2 separate regions of the Homo sapiens genome follow, and region 1 is linked to region 2. The links are chromatin loops, found by intact Hi-C in ENCODE. Cell type or tissue: natural killer cell. All regions are shown on one strand. Links, peaks and the distances in the headings refer to the core of each region. The heading gives the core; the rest is flanking DNA.

Region 1 (16,519 bases), core at 7,893-15,892, 190 kb after region 2:
CAGGGAAAAAAAGACAAGTCAATGTAGGCAAGTGCAGGATGGTAAGGGTAAACAGGGGAACCACATCTGACCTAGCAGAAAGTCTCGCTTGAAAGTTATTAAAATGAAATGTGGCCTGGACGTGGTGGCTCATGTCTGTAATCCCAGCACTTAGGTGGGCAGAGGCAGGAGGATCGCTTGAGCCCAGGAGTTCGAGATCTGCCTGGTAACAAGCGTGACCCCATTCTCCACAAAAAGGGTAAAAAAAAGACAAAAAAGAAAGAAAGAAATGTAGAAGGTAAAAAAAAGGCATTCCAGTGCAAAAGAGGACAGAATACGTCTGGGAAATCTACAAGTAGTTTGGTATGGTTAGAAGTGGTTAGAGATTAGGCTAGAGAAGTAGGCAAAGGCCAGGAAATGGAACGTCTGGGCAAAGGAAGGTCTGGGTGAAATGAACACACCTTTGGCTTTATGAAAGACACATCTAGTAGCAGTAGGGAGTATTAGGAAAGAAATGAGACTAGTTAGGAGGCTAGTATAATAAACCAACTAAGAAGATCTATAAGAAAATGAAGATAGAAAAAAATGAAAGGCTAATACATAATTTGCATTTGCTGACAAACTAGTTATGAGAAGAAATGATGATACCTTTATTTCTGCATAAGTAATAGGACAGATAATGGTGCCATTCAATATTGGCAAAAGAAAGTGAAAAAGTTTTGGGAAAATGATGCCCTGTTTTAGACATGCCAGGTATAAGTTCCAGGAAGTTACCCTGATGGTACATCTCCATAAGTAATATGGAAAGCAAATACACAGGTAATTGGTTGCAACATTATCTGTGAAAGTGGAACACTAGAAACAGCCTAAATGCTCAGACATAGGATATTGGCCCAAAACCTATGGAATCTACACAACATGTAACAAAGCTATAAAAATAAGAAAAATCAGCCGGGCGCAGTGGCTCACGCCTGTAATCCCAGCACTTTGGGAGGCCGAGGAGGGCGGATAATGAGGTTAGGAGATCAAGACCATCCTGGCTAACACGGTGAAACGCCATCTCTACTAAAAATACAAAAAAAAATTAGTCGGGCATGGTGGCAGGTGCCTGTAGTCCAAGCTACTTGGGAGGCTGAGGCGGGAGAATGGCATGAACCTGGGAGGCGGAGCTTGCAGTGAGCCGAGATCACGCCACTGCACTCCAGCCTGGGTGACAAAGTGAGACTCCGTCTCAAAAAAATAAATAAATAAATAAATAAATAAATAAAATAAAAATAAGAAAAATTTCTATAAAAACAAGATACAAAAGAGTACTTAAAAGTACAGCAGCATGGATACTATGCTATCTTTTGTACAAGAAAGGGGAAATGAGAATATATATAATATGTATCTGCTTATGCCTGCAAAAATGAAGACAACTAAGATAAACTAAAAGCTAATGATAATGGAAGGGAAGGAAAAGAAATAAGACTTTTGAGAATACCTTCTGAGTAAAACCCCAATGGTTTTATCATCCATTTTTTTCTTCCCTAAATCAAATATTACTGTAATTATAAAATGTAGATTTTTCTTTTTGAACCATATTAATGTTTAATGAGTTCCAAAAATAAAATAAAATCAACAAGGATGAGGGGTAGGAAGTACAACTGAATACAATAGGAATACACAAATTTAATTGACTATTACACCAATAACTTTACCACAGAAAGAGAAAGAGAAAAAAGATATAGGAGAAAAAGATTTTTTTTTTCTAGACAGAGTCTCACTCTGTCACCCAGGCTGGAGTGCAGTGGCATGGTCTCAGCTCACTGCAACCTCCGCCTCCCAGGTTCAAGTGATTCTCCTGCCTCAGCCTCCCAAGTAGCTGGGACTACAGGCACCTGCCACCACACCTGGCTAATTTTTGTATTTTTAGTAGAGATGGGGTTTCACCATGCTGGCCAGGCTGGTTTCGAACTGAGCTCATGATCCGCCCGCCTTGGCCTCCCAAAGTGCTGGGATTACAGGTGTGAGCCACTGCACCCAGCGAGAAAAAGATATTTAAGTAATTTTAGACTGCACACCCTTAGTGGCCTATATGTAAGCACACAAAAAATTGCAAAGAAATATTAAATCAAACTTAGTAGGTTTGTAGCTGGAAATACTATTGGTATTACAATTTTCATTATGCACATATTGTACAACTGAACAAATGAGTGCGTTTATGTTGTTACCAGAGTTCTTCTCACTGTAGAAAAAAAGGATATCCAAATATGAACTGAAAGAAGAATGTGGTCGGGCACGGTGGCTAACACCTGTAATTCCAGCACTTTGGGAGGCCGAGGCAGGTAGATCACAAGGTCAGGAGTTCAAGACCAGCCTGGCCAAGATGATGAAACCCCGTCTCTACTAAAAATACAAAAATTAGCCGGGCGTGGTGGCAGGCACCTGTAATCCCAGCTACTCAGGAGGCGGAGGCAGAAAACTGCTTGAACGCAGGAGGTGGAGGCTGCAGTGAGCCGAGATCACACCACTGCATTCCAGCCTGGGGGACAAAGCGAGACTCCATCTCAAAAATAAAAAAATAAAAATAAAAAAGAACGCTATGGAATTGGACTAGAATTAGGGCTAACAATATGAAGCACTTTGGGAAACCGAGGCAGGCGGATCACCATGTTGGCCAGGAGTTTGAGACCAGCCTGCCCCACATGGAGAAACCTCATCTCTACTAAAAATACAAGAATTAGCCACGTGTGATAGTACACACCTATACTCCCGTTACTCCAGAGGCTGAGGCACGAGAATGACTGGAACCTGGGAGGCAGAGGTTGCAGTGAGCTGAGGCAGCCTGGTGTCCAAGGGTGTGGTGAGCCATGATCATGCCACTGCACTCAAGCCTGGGCAACAGAGGAAGAACCTGTCTCACAAAAAAAAAAAAAGACCAGGTGCGGTGGCTCATGCCTGTCATCCCAGCACTTTGGGAGGCTGAGGCGGGCAGATCATGAGGTCAGGAGTTCAAGACCAGCCTGGCCAACATAGTGAAACCCCATCTCTACTAAAAATACAAAAATCAGCTGGGTATGGTGGCACGCACCTATCCCAGCGACTCAGGAGGCTGAGGCAGGAGAATTGCTCGAACCTGGGAGATGGAGGTTGCAGTGAGCCAAGACCACATCGTTGCACTCCAGCCTGGGCACCAGAGTGAACCTCCATCTCAAAAAAAAAAAACAAACAAATTTTTTTAAAAGAGAGTATAGGGCCAGGCGCAGTGGCTCACGTCTGTAATCCTGGCACTTTGGGAGGCCAAGGTGGCTAGATCACGGGGTCAAGAGATCGAGACCATCCTGGCCAACATGGTGAAACCCCATCTCTACTAAAAATACAAAAAATTAGCTGGGCGCGATGGCGCACGCCTGTAGTCTCAGCTACTCTGGAGGCTGAGGCAGGAGGATAGTTTGAACCCGGGAGGCAGAAGCTGCAGTGAGCTGAGATCACACCACTGCACTCCAGCCTGACTTCATCTCAAAAAAAAAAAAAAAAAAAAAAAAAGGAGTATAAAAAAATCTTTACAGACTAATGACAATATAGAAAAAATACAGAAAAAATAGAAAAGTCTCCATTTTATAATCACTACAGTACAGTAATATTTGGGCAAGAAACAATCCAGATAAAACCATTAAGTAAAGATTATTATAGGACAGAATATTCACACCGTTTCTATCATTCCACAGATCACTTGTTAACTACAAAAGGAAAAAGAGGCCGGGAACGGAGGCTCAAGTCTGTAATCTCAACACTTTGGGAGGCCGAGGAGAGCGGCTCACCTGAGGTCAGGAGTTTGAGACCAGCCTGGCCAACATGGTGAAACCTCGTCTCTACTACAATTACAAAAATTAGGCAGGCGTGGTAGGAGGCACCTGTAATCCCAGCTACTTGTGGGGCTGAGGCAGGAGAATCGCTTGAACCCAGGAGGTGGAGGTTGCAGTGAGCCAAAATTGCACCACTGCACTCCAGCCTGGGCAACAGAGTGAGACTGCTTCTCAAAAAAAAAAAAAAAAAATGCCCTTATTCTTAGGAGATGTATAGATGAAATTAGGGGTGAAGTGCTATGAAATCTGCAGTTAACTCTCAAATTGTACATGAGGAAAATTTATTAACTAAAATTTATTAACTAAAGGGCTTAGGGCCAAAAAACAGGCATTGTAGGAATCAAGTAAGTCAAAAGTGAGAAAGTTATTGTTCTATGAAACCGCAATATTTCAGAGGTGGAGAACACCTTTGGCCAAAGGTTCTAAAATGTACAGTGGGAGGTGAACTAATGCCGTAGGCAATAGTATTTTGCTTCCATGGTATATTTTTGCTGCAACTGGTAGGGTCGGGTGATGGCTGTTGATAGTCTTTTCCTCACTATTCCACTCTAAGCAAATACCTGAATGGTACCATTCCTATAAGAAGTAAACAGTCCCAGGAGAACTAATAAATCCAGACAGAATGTCCAGATTGAAACAACTCACTTAAGGGGATACCTGGTTCTACTCTGATTTCATCTTAAAGTCTGGGGGAAGAGGTATACACTTACCACACACTCAGGTCAGAGGGGTTAGTACTCTGCCTCCAGGATAATTAAAATCAGAAGGAAGGAACTCAAAGGGAGCCTATAGTCATCTTACTTGGGGATTTAGAAATGAAAGCCCTGAACTTAACCCTAATGACATCTTTATTTTCATTATTTTTGCTATGAGCTTGCTTTCAAGGACAAGGAAGGAGACAGTATCAGATCCTCTAGCCAGGATTAAGAAAAGAACCCCAAGAATGGGAAACAATGGCAACCAAGCAAAAGCAGAGGCAAACAGCTTAGGTCCTGGATCCCTGGGCCCCAGAATGAGGCCTGACACTTAGCAGTAATTAAGTCTATGGATTTCCCAATATACCACCCCACCCACCATGAGTGGGGAAAAAAAACAAGCACTCTTTTTTTCACTAGATACCTGTGCCAAAAACATACTTCACCCAAGATCTAATTATGCCTAATATGGTCAGGCCTGATTATCCGACATAAATAACACATCACAAGGAATGAATCAGTTAAGAATCTTGACCAGAGGCTGGGCGCAGTGGCTCACGCCCATAATTCCAGCACTTTAGGGGGCTGAGGTGGGCGGTCACTTGAGGTCAGGAGTTTGAGACCAGCCTGGCCAACATGGTGAAACCCTGTCTCTACCAAAAGTACAAAAATTAGCCAGGCGTGGTGGTACACACCTGTAGTCCCAGCTATTTGGGAGGCTGAGGCCCTAGAATCACTGGAACCCAAGAGGCAAAGGTTGCAGTGAGCTGAGAACGCTCCACTGCACTCCAGCCTGGGTGATGTAGTGAGACTCTGTTTCAAATAAAAGAAGAAATCTTGACCAGTACTTCTTTTCACATTTCTGGGACAAGCACTATTATGCTGCCTTCAATTCTATACCTAACATGTTTTACAGATTAAAAAATCATTAATCTAAAACAATTCCAACAGGAAAGTCAAATAGCTGATATCAATGTCAACCCACTGAAGAAGAAACTGATGTGAAGAATAGCTAGATGGCTTTTTAAAGACAATTACCAATAAAATTGTGGTCACAGTATTTGTTCCTCAGCTTTCAAACTGAGGAGTCATTTATACTGCTTAAATAAAAATCAGCAAGAAGGACCAAAGTTTTACAAGTCTTATAATTTTTTTAAAAAGTCACTTTGATTGTCTTTAAAGTAGTTCTCCACTGGAACTTTTGTTTTAAGACAGTGGAGGCCGGGCGCAGTGACTCATGCCTGTAATCCTAGCACTTTGGGAGGCCAAGAAGGGTGGATCACCTGCGGTCAGGAGTTCGAGACCAGCCTGGCCAACATGGCAAAGCCCTGTCTCTACTAAAAATACAAAAATTAGCTGGGTGTGGTGGCGGGCACCTGTAATCCCAGCTACTCAGGAGGTTGAGGCAGAAGAATCACTTGAACCCAGGAAAAAAAAAAAAGACAGTGGAATCTTTTCAGTAATCAATCCCAAACAAGAATAAGAAAACAAACACACACATAATCCATCAGTAAAACTAGAAGACATGTGGAATCCCACACCTGAAAAGACAGAGTGGGGATAAAGCAATGGTCCATGATGTAGCAGAGTGGGGTAAGATCAAACCTAAGTGCCTGCAAAGGGGAATACACAAAAGAAGTTGAATCTATCTATAGAACCCCAGCAAGGTTCAAACATTAGAGGAAAAATTAGAAGGAAGGGAAAAAATTAAAGGAACTGAAGACTGTAGAAGGCAGAAGGTGGAGTGCTAAAAACAGGGAGATCATCTACAAGTCTGTGTAAGGAACAGACAGACCAAAAAGGCTCCCATCTCCATACTAAGTCGAAGAACTAACCCTAGGAGAGTTAAATTCCCCGGGACAAAAAAAAAAAGTGAAAGATTAGATCCACAGAGTAAAGTACTAATGTAAAAACTCGAGTTTAGTGAAAGTCCGCGTGTTGAGAGGTAAGATCTCCATCTTCTCTCACTCAGCTCCAGAATGCTTTTTCCAGGCAAATGAATGGCAGAACTTTCTTAGCACCAACTGATCCTCCCCAGAAAAAAAAAGATCTACAGACAATATTTACTTATTTATTTATTTGAGATGGAGTCTCGCTCTTGTTGTCCAAGCTAGAGCACAATGGTGCAATCTTGGCTCACTGCAACCTCCACCTCCCAGGCTCAAGCGATTCTCCTGCCTCAGCGCCCCCAAACCAGCTGGCCAGGCTGGTTTTGAACTCCTGACCTCAGGTGATCAACCTGCCTCAGCCTCCGAAAGTGCTGGGATTACAGGCGTGAGCCACCACACCCAGCCCTACAGACACTATTATTTGAAGTTGTTGATCAAGTGCCAGCTAACCACTTGACTACCCTGCAGAGAAGCTTACACACACAGAACTTCTGATCAGCTTTTCAGAGTTCTACTCTTAAATATGAATAATCAGGCCAGGCGCAGTGGATGGGTTATTGAGGCCTAGGTGGACAGATCACTTGAGGTCAGGAGTTCGAGATCAGGCTGACAACATGGCGAAACCCTGTCACTACTAAAAATGCAAAAATTAGCCAGGCAGGGTGGCACATGCCTGTTATCCCAGCTACTTGGGTGGCTGAGGCACAAGAATCGCTTGAACCCAGGAGGTGGAAATTGCAGTGAGCCGAGACTGTGCCACTGCACTCCAGCCTAGACGACAGAGCAAGACTCCAACTCAAAAAAAAAAAAAAAAAAAAGAATAATCAGTGAATGACACCAGACATCTAAAGAAGGCCTCTAACATGGAACAAAGTGACTAAAACTGACTAAATCAAAGTCAAAGAAAACAGAAAGTCAAAAAAGAACATGCGTAAAACAAAAGAACATTTCAAATAATTATAATTAAACTCTCAGAGAGGCTGGGCGTGGTGGCTCACACCTGTAATCCCAGCACTTTGGGATGCCGAGGTGGACGTTTTGCCTGAGGTCAGGAGTTCAAGACCAGTCTGGCCAACATGATGAAACCCGATATCTGCTAAAAATACAAAAATTAGCCAGGTGTGGTAGCGGGCACCTGTAATCCCAGCTACTCAGGAGGCTGAGGCAGGAGAATCGCTTGAACGCAGGAGGCAGGGGTTGCAGTGAGCCAAGATCGCACCACTGCACTCAAACCTGCACGACAGAGTGAGACTCTTGTCTCAAAAAAATAATAATAAACATTAAAAAAAAATAAAACTCTCAGAGGGGTAAGAGAAGATATTATACTCATTAAACAGGTTGCTATAAAACAAAAACAACAGAAAGAATTCTGGAGAATCACAAATACAACAGCTTTAAAAAAAAATTTAGTCAAATGGCTGGGCACAGTGGCTTACGCCTGTAATCCCAGCACTTCAGGAGGCCAAGGCGGGCGGATCACCTAAGTCAGGAGTTCGAAACCAGCCTGACCAACATGGAGGAACCCTGTCTCTTCTAAAAATACAAAATTAGCCGGGCATGGTGGCACATGCCTGTAATCCCAGCTACTCGGGAGGCTGAGGCAGGGGAATCGCTTGAACCCAGGAGGCGGAGGTTGCGGTGAGCCAAGATTGCGCCATTGCACTCCAGCCTGGGCAACAAGAGCAAAACTCCATCTCAAAAAAAAATTGAGTAGAAGAAAGTAAACAAGACAAAGAAATGGAAACGTGGAAAAGATAAGAAAAATTAGATGATCGGTCCAGGAGATCCAACATCCAACTAATTGCAATTCCAAGAAGAGAAAACAGTGGGAAGGAAATTACCAAATAAATCACATAAGAAAATTTCCTAGAACTGAAAGACTAAAGCTTTAAGATTAAAAGAATAAAAATAGGCTGGGCACAGTGGCACATGCCTGTAATCCCAACACTTTGGGAGCCAAAACAGAACAACTGCTTGAGGCCAGGAGTTCCAGGCCAGCCGGGGAAACACAGGAAGACCTTGTCTCTACGAAACATTTTAAAAATGAACTGGGCGTGGTGGCATGCATCTGCAGTCCTAGCTACTCAGAAGTTGTGGCAGGAGGATCGCTTGAGCCCAGGAGTTACAGGTTACAGTGAAGTATGATCACACCACCACACTCCAGCCTGGGAAACAGAGTGAGACCCTGTCTCTTAAAAATAAATAAATTAATTAATTTAATTAAATAGGCCGGGCGCAGTGGGCCATACCTGTAATCCAATCCCAGCACTTTGGGTGGCCGAGGCGGGTGGATCACTTGAGCCCAGGAGTTCAACACCAGCCTGGGCAACATGGTGAGTGCCCATCTCTACATTTTTTTTTATTAGCCAGGCCTGGTGGTGCGTGTCTGTGGTCCCAGCTACTCAGGAGACTGAGGTGGGAGGATAGCTTGAGCCCAGGAATTTGAGGTTGCACTGAGCTATAATTGTGTCACCGCACTCCTGTCTAGGTGACAGGGCGAGACCCTATCTCAAAAACTAACTAAATAAAAATAATAATCAAAGTCAAAGCAACACACATCACTATAAAAACTTAGATCAGAAATAAAGAGAAAATCTTAAATATTTCCACAGAAAAAATAGGCCATGTGTAAACGACTGGGAATCAGAATGCCAAAGCACTTCAACAGAAACTCTCAAGAATAGAAGAAAACTGAGCAAAATTCTAAGTGAAAATAATTTTCAACTCCAATAACATAAACAATCAAGTAAATAAAAATGTAAAGAAATTCTCAAATATGCAATATGGATATATTTTTATTATAAATGTATCTTTATATACCTTGTCTGAGGGAGCCACTAGTATAGTGTCACCAAAACAAGGACATAAACTAAGAAAAAGGGAAAAAATGAAGATATGGGATCCAGGAAACAAAAGATCCAACACTGAAGGAGCCAAGAGGATTCCAGGGTTGTGGTGAAGAAAGAGTCCAGTCATAACAGTTGTGACTAAAGAGCTACCACTCCAGATGGGAACAGGTGGATAGAAAGTTCCTAAGATATGCCTCTGGGAAATAAATGGAACTGATAGATTATCTTATAAGCCTGATCAAAGAACATTAGACTGAAAGGTGTTTTACAAAGTTGTTGGAAGACATCAGAGGACAATAGTAGATTCAAAGAAAGCAAAACAAAATGAGAGGATGAGGATAAAGGAGGGTGAAGTAAACAAGAAACAAATCCTTAACTCGCATAAAAGAAAGTTAATACTGCCAGGCTCGGTGGCTCACGCCTGTAATCCCAACACTTTGGGAGGTCAAGGCGGGCCGATCCCCCGAGGTCAGGAGTTCGACACCAGCATGCCAATATGGCGAAACCGCATCTCTACTAAAAATACAAAAATTAGCCGGGTGTGGTGGTGGGCGCCTGTAATCCCAGACACTCAGGAAGCTGAAGCAGAGGAATCGCTTTAACCTGGGAGGTGGAGGTTGCAGTGAGCTGAGATCACGCCACTGCACTCCAGCCTGGGCAACAGAGTGAGGCTCCGTCTAAAAAAAAAAATTGAAAACTGCTGAATTAAAAAGATAGCAGTTGGCTGGGCATGGTGGCTCATGCCTGTAATCCCAGCACTTTGGGAGGCCAAGGCGGGCAGATCACCTGAGTTCGAGACCAGCCTAACCAACATGGAGAAACCCCATCTCTACTAAAAATACAAAATTAGCCGGGCGTGGTGGCACATGCCTGTAATCCCAGCTACTAGGGAGGCTGAGGCAGGAGAATCACTTGAACCTGGGAGGCGGAGGTTGTGGTGAGCCGAGATCACTCCACTGCACTCCAGCCTGGGCAACAAGAGCAAAACTCTGTCACAATAAAAAAAAAAAAAAAAAAAAAAAAGATAGCAGTAGGCCAGGCGCAGTGGCTCGTGCCTGTAATCCCAGCAGTTTGGGAGGCCGAGGCAGATGGATCACCTGAGGTCAGGAGTTCGAGACCAGCCTGGCCAATATGGTGAAACCCCGTCTACACTAAAAATCCAAAAATTAGCCAGGCGTGGTGGTAGGCGCCTGTAATCCCAGCTATTAGGGAGGCTAGGGCAGGAGAATCACTTGAACCTGGGAGACAGAGGTTGCAGTGAGCTGAGATTGTACAACTGCACTCCAGCCTGGACAACAGAGTGAGAGTTCATCTCAAAAAAAAAGAGATGGCAGTACATGCTTATTACTTAGAAATAAGGAGATCAGAAACAGTGAAGAGTTACCTCAGCAAAGAATTGCAAGAGCTCTCTTTTCCACACTCACCAAGCAGAAATAAAAATAGGAATAACAGTAATGAAACATACCTCACATTCTAAAAAGTATTGCAACTGTGTTAGAAATACATTTTTTGCCGGGTGCGGTGGCTCATGCCTGTAATCCCTGCACTTTGGGATGCCGAGGCAGGTGGATCACTGAGGTCAGGAGATCAAGACCATCCTGGCCAATATGGTGAAACCCCGTTTCTATCAAAAATACAAAAAAGTAGCTGGGCGTGGCAGCATGCACCTGTAGTCCCAGCTACTCGGGAGGCTGAGGCAGGAGAATTACCTGAACCCGGGAGGTGGAGGTTGCAGTGAGCCGACATCGCACCACCGCACTCCAGCCTGGGCGACAGAGCGCGACTACGTCTCAAAAAAAAAAAAAAGAAAAGAAAATAAATACATTTTTTCTGTAAGAGACTGGGTCTTACTACATTGCTCAGGCTACCCTTGAACTCCTAAGTTCAAGCAATCCTCCTGACTCAGTCTCCCAAGTAGCTGGGACCACAGGTGTGCACCACTGTACCTGGCTTGAGATACATTTTTTTGACTGCAAATTTTAGGCCAAAATGTTACAACAATTAAAAATATGATATGATTGCTTCCCAGCCTTTTGGCTGAGATCAAGTGTAAAAATATGGTGTGTGAGGACTAAAAAGGGGGAGTGGAAATCACCTTTTTAAGCACCTTCATGGCAAATATTTTCCCAGTATTTGCTCCTGTTACTTTTCGTACTTGAAAAACCTGGATTAAAAAAAAGTGTGTGTTATTCAAAGGCAAACTATGTCAGGCATACTCCCTTAATTCCTAGTTATAAGAAACATATGCCACAGCAGTTTATATTATAAAAACTATGTGCAAAAATGATCAGCTAAAAGAACAGACCACATTAATGATCATGACTTTCCTGTTTGTTCTGCTGCCATCTGGTGGTAATGTTGGACAATGACCATCTAATAATAAACACTGTTACTTTATATTAATATATAAAATCCTACTTAGAACAAGCTATAAACAGTGTTCCCAGAGGCATAATACCACCTTAAAAATTATAAAATATTTCATAAATTTCTTTCAAGGTTGCTTGCCACTGCCCTTGCTTCACATAAAACTATTTAAAAATAGTTGGCAGTAAAAATTATAAAATATTTCATAAATTTCTTTCAAGGTTGCTTGCCACTGCCCTTGCTTCACATAAAACTATTTAAAAATAGTTGGCAGGAAATTACTGTTTACCTATTACTTAAAATAGTTTGTACTAATACTTGGCCCTCTGAATCTACAGGTTCAGCAGCCGTGGATTCAACCAACCGCAGAATGAAAATATTTGGGGGAAAAAACAATAAACAATACAAACAATAAAAAATAACACAAATATGGCCAGGTGAGGTGGCTCACAACTGTAAACCCGGCACTTTGGGAGGCCAACTCGGGTGGATCACCTGAGGTCAGGAGTTCAAGACCAGCCTGGCCAACATGGTGAAACCCCATCTCTACTAAAAATACAAAAATTAGCCGGATGTGGTGGCGCACACCTGTAATCCCAGCTACTCGGGAGACTGAGGCAGGAGAATCGCTTGAATCTGGAAGGCAGAGGTTGCAGTGAGCTGAGATCGTGCCACTGCACTCCAGCCTGCGGGAAAGAACGAGACTCTGTCTCAAAAATCATAAAAAATAAAATAAAAAATTAAGCATATGGGAGGATGTGTGTAGCTTATATGCAAATACTATGCCATTTTATATAAGGCACTTGAGCGTCGGCAGATTTTGTTATCTGCAAAGGTCTTGGAATCAGTTCTCCCTTACCCCTCCCCCATACTGAAAGACAACTATAAACATTTTCATGCAACACCTAAAACATGTGAGATTCAAAGTGCATGTGTTGCACATTCAGGATGATTAGAAATTACAATGTGTTCTTAAGCATAAGAATAGGCTACAAATGTCTGCTTTGCAAAAATTAACACTACACAATAGCAAAAATAATTCTTAAAACTTAATACTAACCAAGTTATTATCTAAATTATTTTGATAAGAGAATAGTTTGGTAAAAAGTTTTGTGGGCAGAACTCATAAAAGTGACGTCTTAAGTTGTAAAGCCTTGGGCAAAACTGTGAAACTAAATAGTTTTCTTCCCCCTTTTTATATTCCTTCAGCTTCCCCAATTCTATTGCTCCAGAAAACCAGTTGAGATTAAGGTCTCAGTAACAGATAACAACTCAGACTGCCATGTCTCTTGTAAGCAAGGAGGGCTTTATTTTTAAAGAGGATACCATTTAACCAAAGTAAAGAATGAACCCTTTAATAATAGACTTTGCCTGGTACAGTTGTCTATTTATGTATTCTATGAACCTTGACTGAGTACCTATTATGTGCCAGGCTTTTACATGTGTGGTGGTATGAAAAGAAGGGAAAACTGAACTTCTGTACATCCCTCAAACATACCAGCTAAGTGGTCATGATCACATCCTTTGCTGATAGCTGACAAAGACTGAAGATGACTGCTGGAACCAGGGCATAAAAATCAATCTATTCAAGACAGACAACAGCTCTCATTTCAAAAATATTGCCTACCTTTCCATAGCCCCCTTTACCAAGTACCCGAAGTAGCTCAAAACATTCTGGTCTGATTTTTTCTGGCCCTCTGTTCACACTAGTTTCTGAGATTTCAAATTTCTCACAATGTTCCATGCCACTGGGAAGAAAAGCAAAACCAAAAATAAATTTGCAAAAAGTTAAATTACTTTCAGCATATAGTCAAGAAAAAGGAGACAGAGAAATGTAATCTAAGTAAGTAAAAGTAAAAAAGTACATGACACCAAATTATTTGTGCTCTAAACAAACAGAACAGCAGGTCAAGAGGAGGGTGGCCTGATAATCGTTTGCCTCCTTGTTCATAGAATGGGCAATCAATTATTTACTTATTTTTATAATTGTTTATTTTATGCATAAAGGGGTACTATGGTTTTTCATTGGGTAGATGCCTTGGATAATCCATTCAAGTAAGATCACTTAGTCCAACTTAATGAAATCTATATCCTTCGTTTACTGATAGAAACACTGGCGCACATATTGAGGCCGTATTTCTGGATCAGACCTTGCCAGTTTGAGCAGACACAACAAGAGCAAGAACCCTGATTGAATTTTCATGGGTGACTCCAATACAGCTGCTGGTGACCCATCTTGCTCTTAGGAGTGCAACAAAGTAAAAGAAGACAATTATTTATTTTCATAAGCATCAAGCACCCCAAAGCTAAGGTAAGTTAGAAAAAGTTCATTAAGTTGACAAAGAAAAAAAGTCTTGCAGTTATTCAAATTTACTTCATTGAAAATATCTATGAAATTAGGTATTATCCAACCTCATTTGGCAATGTCAGCAGAAAATCAGGGATCTTTCCAAAACTACCCAATTAGTTCACATCATAGTACAAAACTTCTTCTCTGTATCTGTTTTTTCAAGTTATTAGCTTGATTTAAAGAATCCAATGGGCGTGGTGGCTCATGCCTGTAATCCCAGCACTTTGGGAGGCTGAGGTGGGCGGATCACTTGAGGTCGAGAGTTCAAGACCAGCCTGGCCAACATGGTAAAACCCTGTCTCCACTAAAAATACAAAAATTCCAGCCTAGCCAACATGGTGAAACCCCGTCTCTATTAAAAATACAAAAATTAGCTGGGCGTGGTGGCAGGAACCTATAATCCCAGCTACTCAGGAGGCTGAGGCAGGAGAATCACTTGAACCTGGGAGGCAGAGGTTGCAGTGGGCCGAGATCATGCCATCACACTCCAGCCTGGGAACAAGAGCGAGACTTTGTCTCAAAAAAAAAAAAAAAAAAAAAAAACCCAACAAAAATTAGCCAGGTGTGGTGGTGCGCTCCTGTAGTCCCAGCTACTTGGGAGGCTGAGGCAGGACAATCGCTTGAACCCAGGAGGTGGAGGTTGTGGTGAGCCGAGATTGTGCCACTGCACTCCAGCCTGGGTGACAGAGGGAGACTCCATCTCCAAAAAAATAAAAATAAAGAATCCAAAAGGGGTAGCAATTGTCTCTGTCATTTAAATGCTTTCTACATGAGTGATCTATCTTCTCATTCTCCTCCTACACTAATGCTTTTTACTTGAGAGTACAATACAGAGCAGATTAATCACCATACTCACCTAATGGAGCTTGTCTAAAATGACTTAAGATTACATGAATTTCTTTTTTGTTGTTGCTGTTGAGACGGAGTCTCGCTATGTCGCCCGGCTAATTTTTGAATTTTAAGAAGAGACGGGGTTTCGCCATGTCGGCCAGGCTGGTCTCGAACTCCTGATCTCAAATGACCCGCCCACCTTGGCCTCCCAAACTGCTGGGATTACAGGTGTGAGCCACTGTGCCCAGCCGGATTGCATGAATTTCTGTTTGAATGACTGTATGAATTTCTGTTTGTATATTTAAGCAAAACAGAAAGCATTTGACTTTTTGAGGCATTTCTACAAATTTTTCTGTAAGAAAAGATTAAAACTGTGGCTCTTTAAACTAACAACTCAGATTCATATTTAGTACTCTGAATCTGAATTAATATCTTTTCCTCAAAATCCATACATAATCTCAAAACTCTGATAGGTTATATTGATCAGATTTTGGTGCCAAATTCAATACATCGAGTTGATAAATATGACTACATATTTAAGAACAGGTTACAGGAATCACATGATTGCTACGAAATAGAACTGATAAAACCTACTTGTAAGAAAGACAACACAATGAAAATCTCTTCATATAAACTTACAGTTCATATGGTCCAACTCCCCCATGGTCCATGCTTTCATTTAACTGACCCTGAAAAATATGTTAAAAGTTTCAGAAATAATCTAATAAACATAAAATTTAAAGGTTTAATTCTTTGTCTCATAACTGAAAGAGAATGAATGAAATAAACCAGCCTAACAATTCTCTTATACTTCAACAACAGGCAAATATGGTAATGAACAAAACACAGTACACAAACAACACTATGGGAATTTCACTCTAAATTATTTTACAAATAGAGATGAGGTCTTTCTATGTTGCCCAGACTGGAATGCAGTCAATAGCTATGAAGGGGTATGATCATAGCATACCAGAGCCTTAAACTCCTCAAGTGATTCTTCTGCCTCAGCGTTCCAAGTAGCTGGGACTATAGGCACCCGGGTTTTTTTTTTTTTTTTCTTTTTTGAGATGGAGTCTCACTCTGTCACCCAGACTGGAGTGCAGCGGTGCCATCTCAGCTCACTGCAACCTCCGCCTCCCAGGTTCCAGTGTTTCTCCTACCTCAGCCTCCTGAGTAGCTGGGAGTATAGGCATGTACCACCATGCTTGGCTAATTTTTGTGTATATATATATATTTTTTGAGATGGAGTCTTGCTCTGTTGCCCAGGCTGGAGTGCAGTGGCGCCATCTCGGCTCACTGCAACCTCCACCTCCCAGGTTCAAGTGATTCCCCTGCCTCAGCCTTCCGAGTAGCTGGGATTACAGGTGCCTGCCACCATGCCTGGCTAATTTTTTATATTTTTAGTAGAGATGGGGTTTCACATATTAGCCAGGATGGTCTTGATCTCCTGACCTTGTGATCTGCCCACCTCAGCCTCCCAAAGTGCTGGGATTACAGGCGTGAGTCAACACTCCCGGCCCTAATTTTTGCATTTTTAGTAGAGATGGGGTTTCATCATGTTGGCCAGGCTGGTCTCGAACTCCTGACCTCAGGTGATCCGCCCTCCTCGGCTTCTCAAAGTGCTGGGATTACAGGCGTGAGCCATCACACCCGGCCCCAGCTTTTGCTTTTAATTTTATATGACAGGCTGGGCATGGTGGCTCACACCTGT
Region 2 (16,519 bases), core at 3,378-11,377:
TTCATGCTTTTAAAGGACTATGTCATACTTCATTAAGTGAATTTACTGTAATCTATTTAACCAACATTCCTTTAGTGAACACTTTAATTGTTTGCAATTTTTTGTTCTTGCATAGAATGCTGAAATGAACAGGATCATATGCAAGTGTTTTTGTACACCTCTAGAAGTGATTTTTTAAAATTCCTAAGAGTGAGATGATAAAATTAGTTACAAACATTTACTAACACATATTACCAAATCAGGCAGCATAATAAAAGATCATCATATTTTTATTCATTCACTTAGCAAATACTTACATCGTGCTTGTGCTGTGCTAGGTACTGCTCCTAGACCTTGACTCCTCATGACATCCTGAGGGGAGAACTGTAATGATTCTGTTTCATACATGAGAAGACTTTGGCTCAGAGAGGCAAAGTAACTTGGCAGAAGTCAGACAGAAAGTAGCTGGTTTGGAAACCAGGGTCTGCAGTGCCCAGGCACTTAATGACTATGTTGTCCTTCCTGATTTATTAAGGCTTTATTCCCAGAATTACTCAAATCCTAAAGAATAAATCTTATTTGATGGGAGTATCAAATGAGATTTTAAGTGGGAAAATATCTCATTAATGTTAACAGTATATGTTTTTAAATAAGATTTTATTATTTTTCTAGCAAAAAGCTTATAAACTATATCGTTTGTTTTATTTTTAAAAAAAGGAAACTATAAACCCAATATTTTAAGAAATGACTTCATTCACTTAACACTTTTGAGCTGAGTCTCTCCTCTCATCAGTTCTCTGTGAGCAGAAAAGAGGGAGGCTTAGGGGCTTAGGGGATTAGGGGTCATGGTCACTGGGAAATGCAACAGAAACCTGTCGGAGCGCCTAGAACCTAGAAGAGTTAGCCATAGTAAATCGGTTGGTGCATATCCTTATAGAACTTTTATTTTGTAAGGGTGTGTGCAAACTAGTTATTATGTTACATCTTACATACATTTACAACCTTCCTTTTTATACCTAATGTATATTTTTCCATGACCTTGAATGCACTTTTATAACTTTTTTTTAGGTTTTAAGGCATTTTATTGCTAAGTTCCACCTCCTAGATTTGGGAAAGAATCTAAAAAACACATATTTGGTGCCTTCTGTGTGCTCTGCCCAGTCACACACGTTATTCTATTTAACCTTCTGATGACCTAGGTTTCTTCACCACTCTCTTTTAGAGAGTTGCTCCCAGCAGTCATGTGACTCATGTAAGGCCATGTTGCTCCAGGTGGCTTGCAATCCAGGTTGGCTGAACTTCCAACTACATTCTCTTTGCTGTGCACTGTCCAAAAGTAAGGAGAGTTTCCTGCCTCTGGAATTCTCTATGTACAGGTGCCACCAGTTGTTTTCTTTGTGCACAGAAGAAAGTAAAACCCAGAGGCCACTATTAGTGATGGAGATGCATTGTCAGGAGAGGACAGAAGACAGGTAGAAGTTGTCAGAGCTCTCATTTCTCCCACATGGGCTTGTACCATATGCAAATGGTTTCATAAGCATATGGTAACAGTGTGTTCAGCCACAAGAGGGAGAACAACTTGGAGCTGGAGATCCTTCTTCTCATGCCTCACCGTACTTTTGACTTCCCGAAAAAAAGGATTCAAGTGGCTCATTTTGGCATCTTGCAGTATAGTGTATTTCCACTGGGCAGGGAGTCGCAGTCTCTCTTACGCTCAGGCTGGCCACAGCGGCTTTCCTGGATATGTCTTCATCCTGGTTCAATCCTAGGGCGGGGGAACAGGGTTGCCCGCACCTTCCTAACAGAGCCAGGCTCCCAAGTAGAGCAGCTGAAGAGGGAAAACAGTAACTGCAGGCTGCAGAACTCATTGTCTGGAGCAATATCTGGGGACTGGGGCAGGTCCTCGGCCCACCATGGTGATGAAAAGTGCTCAAATCATCAAAGAGTAAAAATTCTACACCAAAACCCACACTTTCCACAATAGTCATGTGGATTTCTCCTCCTAGCCTGAGGGCATTTCTCGGGTGCTCCTTTCTGTGTATGATTCTTCACCTCCAGGACAGCCCAGCTCCAGCACACTCAGGACAGGCTATGCCTGATTCTGCCTGACATGCTCCAGGCTTAGGAAACTGGCTCCTGCGAGCCTGGGCTGCCACCCCTCTCCCTGACTCTGGGTTCCAACCCTGGCTTCCTGGGGTGCTTGTGGCATGGGATGGAGTTAATGGTCAGCCTGGGAGTTGGAACTTCCACATTGTGTTAGCCTTTAAAACATCAGTGTCAGCCAGGAACTCAGAAAAGATAAAGACTCCAGACTGCCAAAAGCCCCTTCTCTTAAAGGGATGAGTCAAAGGCTTTCTTCCTTTCCCACATCCCAGGCAGGATTCATCTCTACCCTATTCCCAGAATAAACAGAGTCCCATTAGGTTTTCATGCCTACAATTGTCCCCAATTTGTACTAAAGAGTAGTTGGTTCCAGACAGGAAAACCATAGCCTCCACTCTATAGAGGGTGAGAAATGTGTGTATAAACAGCCTGCATTCGAATGCAGATAGTCATGGCAGGCTGGATGAAGACCACCACTAGTTCAAAAGATGCTTCTTTGAGAATTAGAAAAACGCCCCCTTCCAGTAGACAGAGTCCCATGGGTAAACAGACAGCACCTGTATCCTATTTAGGAAAAGTGTCCCTCCCTCTAGGTGTAGGCAGTGCCAGGGTGGAGCACTTCAGAAATGACACTGGAGATGGATGATGGTCCCACTCATCCTGGCCACCAGACATAGTTGTTCAGTGCACAACCTGGAAAATCATGCATGTCAGCCCTGGTTAGAGTGGATGAGATGAAAGTATGGGGAGATCTTATACTTGTGCTTTCATTTCCTGTTACATCTTAAGTATAATGTCATTCTCATTGCACAGACATGGAAATTAGGGCCCAGAAGGTGAAGTGATCTGTTGAAAAATAAATGGCAAGGCTGGTCTCTTCAACTCAAAAACCAGACCACTTTCTACCATGCCATACTGCCTCCTTGCCTGAAGCACTTTTAAAGAGCCACCTTCTGCCTACGTCTGCATCCTTTAGTTTTCTCAAGGCACAAAATCTTTAAGAACCAACCACCCAGCATCTTTGCATATCTTGTGTCCTGGTGTGGCAGCTGCTGACCACATCCTGAGTCACGCTCACGGCCAAGCTCCCCCACTCAGGACCATTTGTCTGTCCAGATTCATCTTTTCCTGTTCTTTGCAAAGTCCAGCTAGAGCAAGCAACTTCTTCCCAATGGGTTTTTCCCATCTCTGGTTGGCTGGCTGGCTGGGCTTCCTCTACAAACCCGCCCCCGCTTTCCCCTAAGCAGGGCCTGGTGGCCCTGTCCTGTGGAGCTGGGCTCATGAGGGCATCTGACCAGGGGCAGCTATTCCTGGTGCTGTTGTCATTGTCCTGTTTCATGTATGAACGTAGCTGCTGGCCATGTTCACAAATGAAATGTGAAATTGTAATTACTTTGGTCTTCATCTGGAGGTCCACTGAGAAGCCTCATACAAACTTATGGCCCTGTTCATCTTAAAGCGTTTTGATTCATACTTTCGAATGGCCTCATGAGGACCTTTTATAAAGTAAAAATGTTAGGCAACCACATGATATCCATTGACCCAGTGAGGCTGTTTTACTGGATATAAGAGGTTTGACCCAGCACTTTGGGAGGCTCAGACAGGAGGATCACCTGAGGCCAGGAGCTGGAGACCAGCTTGGCCAACATGGCAAAACCCCATCTTTATTAAAAATACAAAAAAAAAATTAGCCTGGCATGATGGCACATGCCTGTAATCCCAGCTACTCGGGAGGCTGAGGCACAGGAATCACTTGAACCGGGAGTTGGAGGGTGCAGTGAGCTGAGCTGAGATGGTGCCACTGCACTCCAGCCTGGGCAACAGAGTGAGACTCTGTCTCAGGAAAAAAAAAAAAAAAAAGAGGTTTGAAAAAATGGTAGCACGTACTTATGTTTTCACAATATTTTATGTATATAAGGATTTACCAACCTCATGCATTAAGTGCTATCCCCAAAAGACATGCAGTTGCTGTAGGAAAAAACATCAAGTTCTGAGCTCCTACTGTTTGCCAGGCATATTCTGAGATGATCACGTTTAAATCTCAGAGTTACCCTGCAGAGTAGTCAGGGTATCACTGCCTGACAGATGAAGAAGCTGAGGCTTACAGCAGTTAAATGACTTATCCCAGGCCACATAGATAATGAGTGGGAGAGCCCAGGTCTGTCTGTGAGGTATAATGAAATTAGCATAAACCCTCCACATTGGTGCCACTTGAATAAATTAACATATTCTCTCACAGAAAGTATTTTATTGGGCATAACATTTTATATGTTTTACCATTTAACATTAGTTGTGGATCTTCCCACATCACATAAATATGCCTACTTCTTTTTGGATTATATGATTACTAATCAGCGGATTTACTATAATTCATTTAACTAATACCACTTTTGATTGTCATTTTATTTGCCTAATGTTTTTTCCTTTTGCACAGATAGATGTAATAAACATGATTTTATAGTAATATTTTTGTCTGCCTGTGAAAATGTTTACTGTACAATAAACTCCTAGGAGTAAAACCAGGTCAAAGATTATAAATACAGTATTTATTTTCATAAATATTATCAAGTCAGCCACAAGTGTTTAAATCACTAATGGCTTCAGATTATTGTATTTAATGAGTAAACACTTTTATAGGGTTTGCTTTTATAAACACACTTATTTGTCAGATATCATTCTAAATGCTTTACAAAATTAACTTTTTCAATTTTTAATATAACCCTGAGATGTATATTATGATTATCCCCATTCTACAGATAAGAACACTGAGGAGTTAATTAACTTGCCACATATCTAGGAAGTGACAAGGCTAGTTGCACAGCCAGGCAGTCTGGCTCCTGAGTCCACATTTTAGACAACACTATACCTCCTGGTTCTTTTGAGGCATTACTACTGGAACTACCCTAATACTCATGAATAAACATTTCTTTTGGGGAGGGTCAAATAAAATTTTAAACAGAAAAGCGTTTCACCAACTGTCAAGCTCATAAAAGTTGTACATTATCCACTTTTTTCATGATGCCCACAGATAATTTATTAATGATATCATCTATTTTAAAAGACATATGTAAAACCCAACCCTTAAGAAAGGATTCCTATCACTGTTCCCCACAGGCACCCTCCTCAGTCTTACACCTTTCCACCCCCCAAAACAAATCATTCAGCATATTTATTTCATACTGTAATATAGGAAATAGCTATTTTTTAGACTTTTTATATTATTAGCACTGATCATACAAACATGGAATAGAAATTCCTTATGTTTTATCTGGATTTAAGGTGATACATAATGGAATATATTTCTATCAAGCCGTACACATTAGAGATAATGAAATCACTTGTGTTCTAGTTTAAACATTATGGGAATTTCAGAACTGCAACATAACAAATAATCCTCGGATGAAAACTAAATCTCTCCTCTGGTCAGGCATCTATGTGCATCAGTGAGGAGAAGACAGGGACTGTGGAAGGGAAAACAGCGAGTCAGGAAGGACTGTGGCCACGTCCATTCCCTGGTCCCTCAAGTAATTAAATCCTGACCTCCTCTACCCCAGTCTGTCCTGGGGAATGGCCAACACTGGCCTTTCACAACTGTGTGTTACTAGAAATGCAACAGAAACCCAGCTGAATCCCCTCCTCTGCCCTTCTCAAAGGAAAGATCTGTCCCAGGACCATTTGTTCCAACATTTTCAATTATGAGAACTGGGAAGATAAAGTTATTTTTACATTTATAAAGAAACACATATTTATTCACACTCATTACAGGAAGGTCAGAATCTATACAAAACCAAGAGGATTTTTAAAATCCCATAATACCACCATCAAAAGAGCCACACTTAGCATGTTGGTCCACAGGCTTCTTAGCACCCTCTTCTGTTGGTGTATGCACAAAATGCACAATCACATTCTGTCTACATTTTATAATTTGCCTGTTTGTTGATTAACACTATATATTGAACAATTTTTAAGACCTGCAACATATGTTGACAACATTACTTCCAAACAATGTATTTACAAATAAATGCACACACACACTATCTGTCTTATATACAACGTGTCTTACTTTCTAATTCTCCACTCTTGAAGATTTAGGTTTTTCCAACTTTTTCTTAATATATTCACCAGGAGTCAGCAACTTTTTTCCATAAAAGGCCAAAGAGTAGGCCGGGCGCAGTGGCTCACGCCTGTAATCCCAGCATTTTGGGAGGCCAAGGCGGGCAGATCACGAGGTCAGGAGATCCAGACCATGCTGGCTAACACGGTGAAACCCTGTCTCTACTAAAAACACAAAAAATTAGCTGGGTGTGGTGAGTGTGGCGGCGGACACCTGTAGTCCCAGCTACTCGGGAGGCTGAGGCAGGAGAATGGCGTGAACCCGGGAGGCAGAGGTTGCAGTGAGCCAAGATCGCACCACTGCACTCCAGCCTGGGCGACAGAGCAAGACTCTGTCACAAAAGAAAAAAAAAAAAAAAGGCCAAAGAGTAGATATTTTAAACTCTGCAGGCCATAGGTTTCTGTTGCAACACTCAACTCTGCTGTTGCAGGGAAAGAAGCCATACACAATTTGTAAATGAATGGGCATGACTGTGTTCTTCCCGACATGGTTTGCCAGCCCCTGATGTATAACACTACAGAGGATGCTGTTAGAATGAAATTTCTTTACATATCTCTGATGATCTCCTTAGGACTAATTACTAGACATGACATCATGGTAGCTGTGGGTCAAAGGGCATGCATGCTCTGGGATGTACATTCCCAGATTGCTCATCATGAGCCTTTCTCATGTCAAAATGTTTTGTGACCACCAGAAGGCTGGTTCTGCTTTTATTACCCATGGAATGAGAAATAGAAATGACATGGCATGGCCCTTCCCCACAGCACCACGGCTTCTCTTCCTCAGCACGGCGACAGGGGCTTCCCCTTTGCCGCCGCCGCCGGCCAAGCTCCGCCGCCACCGGCCAAGCTCCGCCGCGCCCGCGGCCCGCGGCCGCCATGCAGTTTATGTTGCTTTTTAGTCGTCAGGGAAAGCTTCGACTGCAAAAATGGTATGTCCCACTATCGGACAAAGAGAAGAAAAAGATCACAAGAGAACTTGTTCAGACCGTTTTAGCACGGAAACCTAAAATGTGCAGCTTCCTTGAGTGGCGAGATCTGAAGATTGTTTACAAAAGATATGCTAGTCTGTATTTTTGCTGTGCTATTGAGGATCAGGACAATGAACTAATTACCCTGGAAATAATTCATCGTTATGTGGAATTACTTGACAAGTATTTCGGCAGTGTCTGTGAACTAGATATCATCTTTAATTTTGAGAAGGCTTATTTTATTTTGGATGAGTTTCTTTTGGGAGGGGAAGTTCAGGAAACATCCAAGAAAAATGTCCTTAAAGCAATTGAGCAGGCCGATCTACTGCAGGAGAAAACAGAGACTATGTATCACAGCAAGAGTTTCACTGGGTTTAAGAAAGCGTACTAGAATACCTGCTGGAGTACTGACACGCATCGAAATGTAGTAGGGTATATACATTCAGTTTGTAATGACAATTCTGTCAAGTTTGTTATTTATATTTTAGCATTACCTGAAAAGTCTAATTACATTAAATCCCAAGGGATAGTCCCAATTACTTCATTAAACTGGTATTTTCATAGGGAATTTTGCTTGGATAATGATCCATTATTGGGGCTTATAATTTATTTTTTACACAGAATATGGAAATAGCTTCAGAGGTTCATTGACAAAAAAGCATTCATTAAATACTGTGAATCACTAATGCCATTGATACAGAAGAATTTCCCTATGAAAATGAGAGCTTCTGTGAGAAAATGAAGTAGTTGGGAGTTTAATTTCTTACTAATATGATTTTAACTTGCTGCTTCATTCCACTATATTCTGAGTTGGGGGAAAAGGGCAGCTATCTCTTTAAAATATTTAGGAATTCTTTGAGGATTAAAATGTAACTGGCTTTTGTCCTCAGATACGTTTGTAATTAATGGTTGTGTAAGTTTAGGGATTTGTTAGATATTTTTCTTGGAACAGTTTACATGATTTTGTAGTTCAATATTTCAAAGTTTCAAATTGAATAAATATTAAAATGAGGATACTTTAAAGACACTCAAATAAGCAATTTTAAACTTGCTTTCTGGTGGGGATATAATCCCTTTGAGAGTCCGAAAGATGATGGGCCGTCACCCCAGGAAAATTTGTACATCATTTTGTTTCTAATTTCAGGGAACTCTCGGAGCCCCTAGAAGTCCTTCTGTAGACACTCAAATCTGGAGAGTTTGTTAAAATCTGTCTTGAGGATTTTTAAAAAAGTAATATCCTCAGTCTCAGTCAAATTCTTTGGATTTTTTGCTTTTGTAGGTATAAGTAAACAGTTAAAAACCTTCATTGCTACTTAAAATACCAGATGAGTGACTACTTTTCCAGTTTTTTTGGGAAAGATTTTTCTCTAGTTTCTTTAGTTTATGTAATACAAATGTACTAATGAATTTAAACACTGGTGGAAGGGAAATATTCTAATTGAATTTTTGGTCAACTCAGTATTGACCAGATGACTTACACTGAAAATCTTTTCATAATATTAGTAGTAAATATAGTGTTTTAGGATTTTGTAAAATTTCTGGAGGATGTCTGTCATCATTTTGAACACTGTATGTAGTAAAGTTAGAAAAAAATGAATCTAAAGTCTTGGGCATTGTTTAGAAGTTAAATATTCAGCCTTAAACCAAAGAAGGAAAGCAAACAGAAACTTAAGTTTTAGTTATCTTTACTGTGAACTAAATGTTCTAGAAATCTGATTGTGTCTGTGTCAGTTTGTATACTGTGTGTAAGAATATATGCATTTCTTTTGTAGCCACGTCATGAATATTTTAATGTCCCTGTGTACTAAATGACTACTCATCGAGTATGCAGAATTTCACAGAGGAAATAGAATGCTGATATACATATGAAAGAAAATATCCTCAGCATGGTGATTTATTGTCTTGTATAATAATAGTAGAACATTTTAGAACTAGTACTTTTATGATTGTATTTTTTTCCTGTTCACATTCCAAACTTTTCTGTATTTTCATTCTATATGTGATCTTGATACAGCTCATTCCTCTCTGCAACTGATTTAATCTCATCTTGATAAAATATGACCTAGAAGTGTTTTGAGTAATATTAAATCTTAAACATATACATATTATTAATGAACCATCTGTGATTTATCTTATAAGAGGAAAACATGACAATCATTAAAATGTTTACCAAAGAAAATATAGCTGAAGTGCTAGGTCAAAATAAGCAGTGCCATAATATATAGTGTGGTTTGGTCTTCAAATATTGAGGTTAAAAAAAGAAACTATTTTGTGTGATTATCTTACAATCTGTATGAGCTAATGTGTTCTAATGTATCACATAAAAGTATATGTGAAAATATTACAAGAAACTAAAATTAATTTGTACCATTATATAATATTTAAGGTTAAAACATTCAGTATTAAGAAATTTTGTAGTGCCACATTTATTGAATCACATTTGTGCTATATAATAATATCAAACAATCCCTTTAAGAACTTATTAGAGAGCTATGTCTGAAGTCTGTTCTGCAGTATCTGTTGCTGAATAATAACTCTTTCAAAGCATTAATGCTGAGTTTATATAGTTCAAAAATTCTAATATTCATTCAGTTTTAATACCTAAATACTTATATTTTACTAGTGATGGCATTCTAATATATTAAGTCCTCATTTAAATACTTAATACTTTGTTAACTGTGGCATTATATTTCTGAATTTTAAAACCTTTAATATTGGTAACTATTGCATATTCTTTTAATAAAACATGCAGCATATTTTTTTATAAAAGGAAAAGAATTCATTGTTTATATATAGACAGCATAAAGCCTAAGTTAAGTAAGTTATTAAACAATAACTTCACAAGATGTTCAAATCGATTTACCACTGAAAGAAGATCTATGAAAATGTGTTTTGACCAAACTTAGTATTAGGCAGGTACACAGATAAGATTTTCCATTCTTAACATTCTCACTGTAATGCACTACATTTGAAGCACCTGGATGTGCTATCAGGTGGGAAATTTAGCATTATATATTGGAAGCATTGAGAAACATTGGTCTTTCATTTCTATTTTTCCCCTCCTTTCCTCCTCCTGCCCCATAATATATTATTCATCTGGTTTTAATGCTACATAAATATGCATTGTCTCATGTCTGTTTGCGTTGGATGCCTTGTGCTAAGCTGTAACAAAATGTTGCTTCTTTTGCTGTCTGTATACAGCTGCTTGCTTTAAATTAGTAGATTCTGAAATAGCTTTCCTTGCATGTCTAAAATAAAAGTATTGCATATAAAAAAAAAAGAAATGACATGGCATGTATGCAGGATATTTAGTCATCATATAGATAATCCTTGTGCACAAGGGTATTCTACATTCTTTCCCAATAAGTCTACATCTGCCAGAGTTGAAATAAAACAAAACAAAACAAACCTATTTAGCACCTTCTGTATAGCAGGCCCATTCATATATGTTATTGTATTTAATTCTCAGAATTCTTATGACCTAGGCATTTAAATTAAAAAAAATTTAGTTGACAAGGATTGTATATATTTAATGCATACAACATGATGATTTCATATATGTATATATTGTGTACTAATTATCACAAATTTATTACATCCATTATCACCTATGCTGTACATTAAATCTCCAGCATTTGTTCATCTTACAACTGAAAGTTTATAGCCTTTGATTAATAGCTTCCCATTTTCCCCACCCCCAGCCCTTGGCAACCACCATTCTACTATCTGTTTTTATGCATTTCACTATCTTAGATTCCACATAGAAGTGAGATCATACAAAACTTGTCTTTCTGTGTCTGGCTTATTTCACTCAGCATAATATCCTCCAGGTTTATCCATGACAGGAGTTTCTTCTTTTTAATGGCTAATAGTCCATGGTTTATATACATATTATTTATCCATTCATCTGTTGATGGGCACTTAGGATGTTTCCATATCTTAGCTATTGTGAATAATGCTGCAATAAACATGGGGCACAGATCTCTCTTCAAGATTCTAATTCCATTCTGGGGAGTATATATCCTGAAGTGGGATTGCTGAATTGTATGGTACTTTCACTTCTAATTTTTTGAGGCACTTCCATACTGTTTTCCATAAAGGTTATACCACTTTACATTCCAACCAACAGTGTACAAGGGTTCTCTTTTCTCCACACTTTCACCAACACTTGTTATCTCTTCTCTTTTTTAGAATAGCTGTCCTATCCTATGTGGCAATATCTCATTGCGGTTTCGATTTGCATTTCTTTGATGATTAGTGACATTGAGCACCTTTGCATATGCTGGCTGGCCATTTGTATGTCTTCCTTGGGGAAAAAAAAGTCCATTCAGGTCCATTACCTATTTTTAATTGGGTTATTTATGTATTTATTAATTTTTGCTATTGAGTTGTGTGAATTCCTTATATAATTAACCCCTTATCAAATATATGGATTGCAAATATTTTCTTCCATTCCATAGGTTGCCTTTTCATTTTGTCATTGTTTCCTTTGCTATGTAAAACGTTTTAAGTTTGATATAGTCCCATTTATTTATTTTTGCTTTTGTTGCCTGTGCTTTGGTGTTATGGCAAAAAAATATTATTGCCAAGACCAATGTCAAGAAGATATTTTCCCTATGTTTCCTTCTAGGAGTTATATGGTTTCAGATATTACATTTAAATCTTTAATCCATTTTGAGCTAATTTTTTGTATATGATGTAAAACAAGTGTGCAATTTCATTCTTTTGCAGGAACTTTCCCCAACACCATTCATTGAAGAGAGTTTCCTTTCTACATTGTGTATTCTTTTTTGTAAAAGTAGAGTGAAAGGAAGCCTATTAAGAAAGTAAAGGAATAAAAGAATCTACATTGTGTATCCTTGATGACCTTGTCAAAGATTAGTTGACCATATATGCATGGGGTTATTTCTGGTGAGCTTGGTAGTTTTATCTCCCTCATTTTATCGATGAGGAGGCCAAGTCTCAGAGAGTTCATAGACCTGCCTAAGGTCACTCAGCTAGAGGTGGTACAACCAGGGTTTGAATTGAGATCTGCCAAGCTTCCGAGTTTATTCTTTTTCCCCCACACCAAGGATCCTCAATTCTGCCTTACTGACATCAGGATCCAGTCAATTCTTTGTGATGGGGGCTGTCCTGCACCTGGCAGGATGTTTAGCAGCTTCTCTGGCCTCCACCCACTGGACGCAAGGGGAATGCAGAAGAGTCTTGCTCATTCTCCCATTTAATCCTCAGGACAATATCTGACATAAGTGTTATGTCTTTTATTTCATAAATGAAGAAAATGAGACTCAGAAAGGTTTAAGTCAGTTACCTAAGAACACACAGACAGCAAGAGGTAGAACTAGGAACTGAACACAGGTGTCCACATGGGACAACAAAAAATGCAGTTTCCAGCTTCTTTTGAGTCTCTCATTTCAATAGTTACCATCATCTGGATACGAGCTGAAGCACAGGAAACCTGGGCTGAACTCTCCTCCCATCAGGCCTAGGAGCCCCAGACCAGAACCCCAGCCCAAGGTCTCCCAGTCAGGCCCGCTGGAGGGAGCTGGCATCCACACTGGCCAGTTTCCCAAAGCTACAGGGATGCCAGTCTCACTGCTGATGAACAAAAGGAAGGGCATTTGCTTCTCCTGCAGGCTGTCGGGATTTAACACAGATTCCTTTTCTTGCTCTCTTCTCTCGTAGCACAAAACAGGGTGGTCCATCCCCCTCCCGCTGTCCCAAGGCTTTGTTGCATGTTCTCTTTAATTTCTCCCACTCTTGCAGTGCACCCTACCTGCATCTCCCTGGCAACCATTCTGCTCTATCCTCTCCACACCTGGATCACAAGAACACTTGGGAGGCCCCTTAACAAGCTACATCCCAAATTATCATTCCCCTTTGTCCTCAGCCAGTGCCCAGGTCCAACTCGCTCTCCTGCGGTGACTTTCTTTCCTGCCCAATATGGTTTCATCATCTGTAAATTGGGGATAATTAAAGTCTTGATCCTGATATTTGACTCTCAAAGCAGAAGTAGCAAGCTCAGCCAAATCACTTAAACAAGAGGAGACGTTCCTTGTGAACCAAAAGGGCACTGGTCAGAAGGGCCGTTCCTTCTTCTCTCAGGCCTCTCCAGCACGCCCTTGGCTCAGCCAAAGAAGAGACTCAGGCTGTGCTTCTATGCCATCGGGATAACATAGGTACCTTGTCCTTGACCCTGCGACTTTAACAGTTTCCTCCTGTGGCTCAGTTCTACAGCTTCAGTGACACAAGGTGGTTTTTGCTCAAAATGGCCTTTAATAGGTTAAATTACTTCTCTGTCACTCTAAGTCTGTGTGGAACAGTTCTAAGTAAGAGACATTTATTCCCCTGATCCCAAGGAAGGGAGGAAAAGGCAATGACATTAACCACGTGTTGGACCTCAGCCACTGGAAAACCCTGGTGTTGGCTGCTGCCAATGCAACCGGGGATAGCATCACAAACATCAAGCGATGCCAGGAGGCCCTGCTTCATTCAGGGAGCAGGGAGTCGGGATAGGCATGCATACCTGTTCTTATTCAGCAGAGACACTTCCTCTTTATCTATTTCTGGGTGAGAACCAGCACCATTTCCCTGGTGATGGGGGCCCCAGCTAGGAATCATATAGGGTAGGATGCTACCCTATATGGTTTGAAATATCATGCTGGAGTCTGAAATGGTCATGCTGGACTGCAACACCTTGTGGGTCCTCAAATGATTATGAGTTTCTGCCCTCAGGCACATAAGGCCCCAGCAGAAGCAACCTGAGAGTGGACCTGAAACAGCATGGGTATGTGTGTCTGTTGAGGAATCATAGAGAAGGTTTCTATTCAATATGGACCTCAGGGCCATGTTCGCCTGACTCCAGTCCCAGCACAGCCACTCACAAGCCTTGACTGTGAGCAAATCACTTATGTTCTCTGAGTTCCAGCTCCCTTATTTCTCTAATGGGAATTGGATATCTCACTACAACTCTGCTTTTGTGCAACTGGCCACAAGAGTTGCTTGCTAAGTGTGAAAATCCCTTACTGACATCAGAGGCCTCTCCTTCTGTTTCCCTGCTGATCAACAGCTGTGGCCAAAAGCTGACTTTAGCCAAAAGCTAAATTTTTGCAAGAATTTAATATAAATTTATATTAAATATAGAAATAGAAACAAAAGGGCTAAATCTGCCTGTGTTACAGGATCTTGGTTAATGCTAAGATCTCAAATGACCTGAGTCAATTACGTAGTCTCTTTCTCTGCCAAGATGATTAAACAGTCCCTAAAATAAAGGCTATGGGTCTTGGGTTCTCCCAAAACTTTGAGAAATAAAGAGGGGACCTCTATGCTGGGTTGTAACAATTGCACCTCTCACCTGATAGTGGCTTGTGGTATCCTTGGAGTCTAAAATCTACATGATGCTCCCTGGGAAGTGGCTGCTTTCTGACTGGTATGCTTGGATCTGTGCAATGGACAGTCATTGGTGGCCCAGAAATCTTTACTTACTTCAGGCTGGTCCAACTCCAAAAAAAAAGTGTCCACTCTACCCTTTTTCTCCTCTTCACTGAACTTCCCTTTCTCAGTTTCATGCTGAAACCCCAAGACTCACAAATATTACCTTCTTCTATGCCAACAAAGTGCACAATGATGTCACCCCAAAGTCTTCCGGCCTCACCAGCCAATAGGAAGGAATGAAATTACATCTGAAATACACCATGGGCTGGCACTTCCTAAATGTAACATGACTATAGTATTCCACAACTATAACACTGCCATTTTTTCAGAAAAAAATTTATAATTGTTCCATGGCAGGCAGGTCTATGCAAACCTACCCCCAAAGTACAAGGAAGCTGAGAGGCTGAAGAAAGAGGCTGACAAATCCTATCTCTTAGAAGGTAACATTTAATAGGGACCTACAAACAGAAGCCATGTCTGTGTCTCTGGTGGTGGAGAGATGAGATGGTGGATCCCTGCACCATTACCCCACAGACCCAGGGCTGATATACCACAGGAAAAGGGCATACATGATTCAGAAGTGATGTGTAGAACAATTAAAGTATGATAACACCAAAGTTGTTTTGACCTAAGAGCAGAATTTACAGTAAGTATGTGCTGTTACACAAGGAATAACAGACAAACTAGAAATTTTATTTATTTTTTGAGATGGAGTCTCGCTCTGTCGCCCAGGCTGGAGTGCAGTGGCATGATCTCGGCTCACTGAAAGCTCTGCCTCCCAGATTCTCTTACGCCATTCTCCTGCCTCAGCCTCCCGCATAGCTGGGACTACAGGCGTCTGCCACCATGCCCAGCTAATTTTTTTGTATTTTTAGTAGAGACAGGGTTTCACCATGTTAGCCAGGATGATCTTGATCTCCTGACCCTGCGATTTGCCCATCTCGGCCTCCCAAAGTGCTGGGATTACAGGCATGAGCCACGGCGCCCGGCCACAAACTGGAAATTTTAATGGCCTTCCCAGAGCAGAGGTTAATCTGAAGGCAACATGGCAGATTACAACATGGAGTTGCTTTGGCCTTCACACAGTGACTTCAAGAAATTAAGAATCCCCAAAAGTAGCCACTCTCTTTAGGAGTACAGTGGAGGGCGGCAGCAGTGGTGGTAGTGATGGTGTTGGTAGAAGAAAGAGGTTAGGCTGACTTGTCAATGTCAGCCATTCTAACTGACTTTTGAATCATTAGATTCTCCAATGAGAATCTGCATTGTCTTAATTAGCTGCTGCAACAAAAGTAAATTGTCCCAAAGCTCAGTGGCTTGAAATAACAATTGTTCTCTGTTGCAGAAAGTCAGGAACCCCAAACGGAGGGACCGGCTGGAGCTGTGGCAGAGGAACATAAATTGTGAAGATTTCATGGACATTTATCAGTTCCCAAATAATACTTTTATAATTTCTTATGCCTGTCTTACTTTAATCTCTTAATCCTGTTATCTTCGTAAGCTGAGGATGTACGTCACCTCAGGACCACTGTGATAATTGTGTTAACTGTACAAATTGATTGTAAAACGTGTGTTTGAACAATATGAAATCAGTACACCTTGAAAAAGAATAGAATAACAGCGATTTTTAGGGAACAAGGGAAGACAACCATAAGGTCTGACTGCCTGTGGGATTGGGCAAAAAGAGCCATATTTTTCTTCTTACAGAGAGCCTATAAATGGACATGCAAGTAGGAAGGATATCGCTAAATTCTTTTCCTAGCAAGGGATATTAATATTAATACTCTGGGAAAGGAATGCATTCCTGGGGGGAGGTCTATAAAGGGCTGCTCTGGGAATGTCTGTCCTATGCGGTTGAGTTAAGGACTGAAATACACCCTGGTCTCCTGCAGTACCCTCAGGCTTATTAGGGTGGGGAAAAA

The links. Peaks named below come from ENCODE experiments on the same cell type or tissue, not always from the same donor. Only the 100,000 strongest peaks of a DNase experiment are listed, where the experiment ranks them.
Region 1: it touches region 2 in a loop (4-fold over the local background); 3 of 110 quality-filtered maps call a loop at or near these places.

What each region holds. Positions count from the first base shown.
Region 1 is chr17:59,909,540-59,926,058 of GRCh38, reverse strand. It overlaps RPS6KB1 (ribosomal protein S6 kinase B1), which reads right to left. Exons shown (of 15, transcript NM_003161.4): 2 at 15,448-15,497; 3 at 13,255-13,375; 4 at 11,356-11,424. It also overlaps the pseudogene RPS29P21. Among named protein-coding and RNA genes, the nearest start is that of RPS6KB1, 25 kb to the right of the region's middle. In natural killer cell, for the core only: CTCF peaks have their summits at 11,409 and 11,611 (motif pointing left); a DNase peak (open chromatin) is centred at 11,598.
Region 2 is chr17:60,093,218-60,109,736 of GRCh38, reverse strand. It overlaps the pseudogene LOC653653. Among named protein-coding and RNA genes, the nearest start is that of HEATR6-DT, 22 kb to the right of the region's middle. In natural killer cell, for the core only: no CTCF peak of the experiment used is centred there; a DNase peak (open chromatin) is centred at 6,976; H3K27me3 peaks cover 352 bases.